Linked DNA regions of Homo sapiens: region 1 is linked to region 2. A link is a contact called in ENCODE Hi-C data. All regions are on one chromosome and are shown on one strand. Each heading gives the region's core, a stretch centred on a gene start or an enhancer-like site at or near the end of the contact. The rest is flanking DNA. Distances are from core to core; before and after follow the strand shown. Region 1 holds the start of SLC6A5 (solute carrier family 6 member 5). Region 2 overlaps NAV2 (neuron navigator 2).

Region 1 (2,700 bases), core at 61-2,560, 650 kb before region 2:
TTCCCTCCCTAGTGGAGGATGAACTAAGAAAAGAGGTAGAAATGTAATTTTGTAAGGGTAAAGGGGGAATGGAAATAGCCCTGGAGTCATGAGCTCCCCTCCCTCTTTGGATTCCACATCACAGCTGTGGGTGCCCGCATCCCCATCACCACTGTAGAAAGATTCTTTAATTTTCCGCCCCATTTCCTTTGTCATTCAACAATGCACACTGCCTTTTTCCCCCATAGACAAGCTGTGGCCACAAAGCTGATGCCCTGGCACCTGCGAGCGCTTGAGGCCAAATTGGTTGAGTCCCAGCGCTCCACAACCCACCTCCTCCCGCCAGGTAGCAAAGACAAGGTTAAGAATCACGATCAAAATAACCACAAAAAAACCTACAACGATAATAAACTAAATTTAAGACACAGAGTAGTAACTAGATTTGTTATCTTACACAACTCGTATTCACTTCCAGATTCCCAGACATGGAAAAGAATATGCAAAGCTTTTTGTTCTTTTGTTTAGGTCTTCTTCTTCTTCTTCTTCTTCTTCTTCTTCTTCTTCTTCTTCTTCTTCTTCTTCTTCTTCTTCTTCTTCTTCTTCCTCTTCTTCTTTTTTGCGTAACTATTCACAGGAGTCTAATATCCTTCACAACTCTAAGCTTGCTTGAGTACCAAAACTCATGACTAATTTTTATTCGCTTTTTCCCAATTCACTTTCAAATGAAAAGAACTGCCAGCGGTGGTTTTTCTATCCACTTTCTCCCCTCGTGTTATCTTTCACGGCTTCCTAAACATTAGCACCAATAATTATTATTACACTGTAAGAATAATCCTATTATCTTCGCCTCCACCGCACTCCTCTCGTCTAACCCCCTTTCACAAACACGCAGAATAGAACTCCTCGATTTGCACAAATCTAGGTACCTCGGCTTCAGCCAGCATTTGTCTCAGTAGCCTCTAGGACCCAGAGCAACTCGCCTCTGTACCGGCATCTGGCTTTTCAGCACCGAGGACAGTGCCCGGGATCGGGTCTTTAGGAGCCACAGCCAACCTCTCAGCTCTACAGCCTAGGAAACCTCTTTGCGACCTCAGGTGACGCTCACAAGTACAAATACCTAGGGCTGCGAGAATTGTTCTCCTCGTCGCCCCCTTTCCCCCCACCCAATGCACAGACATCTCCAAAAGAAATAGCCAAAACGAATCTGCTTTCCCTGTCCCCTCAGCCCCCTTTCCTCTTGAAAGAACAAAAGCAAACACTCACCATGTCTGACACAGGCAACAGACTGAACTGGTGGAGGGTGAAACCCGCTATTGACAAGACTGGGTTTGGCTCAGGCAGGAGAGGCGCTTTCTATATCTCCTTGGGAAAGGCCGGGTTTGCGTCAGTGCAAAGCAAGGTGCCCTTGGTTTGACATTTTCTTGATAATACAAGTTTGATAAATCATTACCCCCTTGGATTCAAGTTTTAAAGGGACAACAGCCTAGAGTATGCTGGCCAGTTGTCACTCCAGCGGGAGGGGGCTGCGTGTTTGGCGTGACTCATGTGGTCTGATTACTAAACCGAAACCGGCAGGAGGGGAAGACAGAAGTTTGCCTCCTCCTAATTAAGGGAAACATGGGAGGGACACGTCCCACTGCACCCAAGGCAAGGCGCAGCCGCCAACAGAGTGGATCGGGCTGTAGAGGAGGAAGGAGGGGGTTAAATCACTGTCTATTCTTTCCCTTTCACTAGATTCCATTGCTGTCCCCCCTTATCTTCAGGGATTCCGAAAATATTACTCCGAAAGAGGTTGAGGGTCTGCGCATAGCCCCACAGCTCTGCGATGACTGAAGCAGGCATGGGTCCTGCATTTATCAAGGTGTACCTACCTAGCATGTATGTGGACTTCAGATTCTCACATCCCTACCCTTCCAGACAGTCAGTCTTGGAGGAATCCTGGGGTTTTTGCTTAAAAATTGTGATCTGGTATTTCCGTTCCTATTTCTGTTATCACAATCAAGAGAAAATTCTGAGTATAACTGACCTTTTTCATTGTATTTTTAAGCTTTTCTGAAGACGTTTTAGAGAAAGAAAAACGAAGTTTTTCCAACACAGACCTAGTTCTTAGGTCACTTTCAAAGTCAAGGGAAACCCATTCTTTCTTTACAGTCCTTTCAATAAAATCCTACAAGAGCCAGGCCTGATTTGGCAGCGCGGGACCTTAGAGACCGTCCAAATCGGGATGCCCAGCAATGCGGGGGAGGGGGAATGAGAGCTGGCAATCTGCAAAGCCATGCCAGGATGTTCAACCGTACTGTGGCGGGGATGGGAGTGGGGGTGGCCATGGCGATAAAAAGATGGACTTTCTTGTTGTGTGTACAATGCAATAGCTATAATCAGAAGAGGAAAAAACGCCTTTACAAAGAAGGTGTAGTTTGGAGACTAGAAGGGGATTATCAGCAAAATGCTTCCCTTCTCTCCTTCCTTGCCGGTCTAGCTCGGGGAACCCCTGGCCTCGGGGATGAGGAGCCACAGACAGCACGTTTTCCCTTCCCTACTGCCAACAGCCCAGCCCACTGCCTCGGGGTGCGCGCCGTCGCCAGCGGCTGGGCCGTCCCACGCGGCGGGAGGACAATGCCGCGGCGGCCGCGGCCGCAGGCGTAGGCTGCAGTGGCAGATTGCGGCGGGCGCCGGGGGCACTAAGGGGCACCCTCCTGCTCCTCTGGAGAGCCCGAGAGT
Region 2 (2,700 bases), core at 86-2,585:
TTAAAGTTAGTTGTAGCATTCATTTGACATTTTTTTTTTCTCAGACAAGGTCTTGCTCTGTCACCCAGGTTGGAGTGCAATGGTGTAATCACAGCTCGCTGCAGCCTCAACCTCCTGGACTCAAGTGATACTTCCACCTCAGCTGGGACCACAGGAACATGCCACCATGAACAGCTTTTAAATTATTTGTTGCAACAGGTCTCACTATATTGCATAGGCTGGTCTTGAACTCCTAGGCTCAAATGATCCCCCCATCTCAGCCTCCCAAAGTGCTGGGATTGCAGATGTGAGTCACCATGCCCAGCCAACAAATATTTATTGACTGCTTACTATGCAACAGGCAGGCACAGTGCCAGCCAATGAAGATACAGGAGCATTCAAGACAGATTTGACCCTAACCTTTAGAACTTACAACAGGTTTGGGTTTTGTCTTTCCTATCCCATATATATATATATGTGTGTATATGTATATATATATGTATATATGTATATATATATGTATATACACACACACACATATATACACATATATATACACATACATACACACACACACATGCATATACACACACACATATACTCACATACATACATACAAACACTAATAAACCAATTCTGATGTAGTGCTACCAGTGCTAATACAGATACAGCAAGTAACAAGGAAGCATACAGAAAGGTCACTACCTCTGCTTGGATGGAATCAGAGAGGAGATGACCTGACAGGCAATAAAGGAAAAGATACAAGGTATTATACATGCAAATGATGCATGAGAGCACGAAGCACCCTCTTATGAACAAATAATACAAACAAAAATAAAGTATAACAACTATCCATATAGCATTTACATTGTATTAGATATTATAGGTAATCTAGAGATGATTTAAAGTATATAGGAGGATCTACATAGGTTATATGCAAATACTATGCAATTTTACATGAAAAACTTGAGCATCCACAGATTTTGGTATTTTCTGGGGGTCCTGAAACCAATCCCTCATGGATACTGAGGGATGACTTTAATTAATTCAGCATGAATGAGTTCCTCAATTTCTGAAGAACGGAGTCTCCCCGCAGGCATCTGTGCCCATATTTGTTGATGGAGTAATTCCTGCCACCAAGGAGGGAAGACAGCAGCCCCTAAAAAGCCACTGTGGAAGACCAAATGCTTACATCCTGTTTTCTCTCTACACTAGGCTATTGATCAGCCTCATTCTCAAAAGCCAACATCCTTAGCCCTAAATATCACCAGCCAGGAGCTTTAAACCAACACAATGACTCACAGTGAAAAGGAATTGAGACCACAGCCTCTATCAACCACTAGATGGACACCACAGGCTAAGCTGGCTTTCTCCAAGTGTTCTGTAAATAGAACCATTGAGCTTCATAGCGTGTGGTAGCGAGTTATATAAGCATAAGGTCCTGCCAGAGTAGGCATCAAGAATAGACCATTCTCAAAATATTAAATACCTGCTAAGTCCCAGTCTCTGGGTTTAGAAAAATAATGAGTGCTGTCTGCCTGCTAGGAACTCCAAGTTTAGTGGAGAAAGACACACACACACACACACACACACGCGCGCGCGTGCACATTTCTTGTGCATCTCAGATTCTTGCCTGTTCTTTTCAAGCTCTATCTCTAATATTCAAAGGTTAAGAACTTGTTCCAGTTCACTTGGCAGAGCCAGGATTAAATCTCAAGTCTGTCTGCCTTTTAAGAACATACTCTTTCCTCAGTACCATCCAGTGGCTTTCAGACACTTCCCATGCAAAGTGAAACGCTTATATATAAGGGTAGGTGTGAACCAAGACTACCAGAAACACGTGAGACTGAGCTAACTGTGACTGGGGGAATCCCAGAGGACATCACAGGGGAGACATTTTCTTCAGGATTAGTCAGATGGGCATGAGGGGAAAGGAATTCCAGGAAGAAAGCAGCATGTCCCAGGAGGGAGGGCTTTGCAAATGCAGGAACCAGAGGCAGGGCTTTGCAAATGCAGGAACCAGCTTTTGGTGGTGGCAGGTAGCCTAGAGCAGTGGGAAGTCTGGAGTGTGTGAAGGGAAATGTGGCCGGGGGCAAGTCAGCGAAGGCAGATGAGGCAAAGGCCATGAAGAGCCTCCACAGTCAGTTAAGGCATTCAGATCTGTTCCCACAGGCAATGGGAAGCCATCAAAGGTTCTGAGAGGGAGAAACTTCTGATGTTATATTTAAAGGGTCATTTTTTTGTCCATAAAGGGATATCTACTTATACTTTGGAACATTACACAACTCAGTGCCTCCTTTGAAAAGAAAAAAAAAATCATTTCAAACATATGGACGTGGAGTCTGCCCCTTTAATTTTATTCTGTACCATATGGCACTTTGAATTTTTAGAATATGAGTAGAAGATTGACTTCACAGATCAAAACCTAGTAAGAGAAATTTCATCTGTTATTTTAATTTCCTCCCCACTACAGCCAATGCCCAATTTATCAATCCAATAAAAGGGATGAGTGAGATCAGATAACAACCTGTAAAGTACTTAGACATGCCTGGTATATACCAGGCACAATATAAGAACACACACACACACAAAGTGTAAGAGGCATTTGCCCTTAATTCTTAGCTAAACTACATGGTAATATGGTAATAAAGTAATTTCAGCCCTACCATAGGGAGAATTGAAGGATACACACAGGTGCACATGCACACACCAGTACAGAAA

Evidence for each region. Hi-C counts contacts between places; a loop is a spot of excess contacts on that map. Pooled maps may share reads with other maps.
Region 1: a loop to region 2 is called in a map with no recorded cell type, with 3 times the contacts of the local background. The contact joins the promoter of SLC6A5 here to the enhancer-like site in region 2. A Hi-C loop is called at or near these places in 3 of 168 maps with a recorded cell type or tissue (HCT116, IMR-90 and K562), 2 of 37 single-sample maps with no recorded cell type and 13 of 50 pooled maps.

What each region holds. Positions count from the first base shown.
Region 1 is chr11:20,598,218-20,600,917 of GRCh38, reverse strand. SLC6A5 (solute carrier family 6 member 5) reads right to left here and starts at 1,310. Exons shown (of 16, transcript NM_004211.5): 1 at 1,243-1,310. The coding sequence starts at 1,245.
Region 2 is chr11:19,952,731-19,955,430 of GRCh38, reverse strand. All of the region lies in intron 10 of NAV2 (neuron navigator 2), which reads right to left. Among named protein-coding and RNA genes, the nearest start is that of NAV2-AS3, 27 kb to the left of the region's middle. Within about 2 kb of position 1,335, at least 5 of the 41 ENCODE cell types and tissues checked have a DNase peak (open chromatin) inside an H3K27ac peak, as active enhancers do.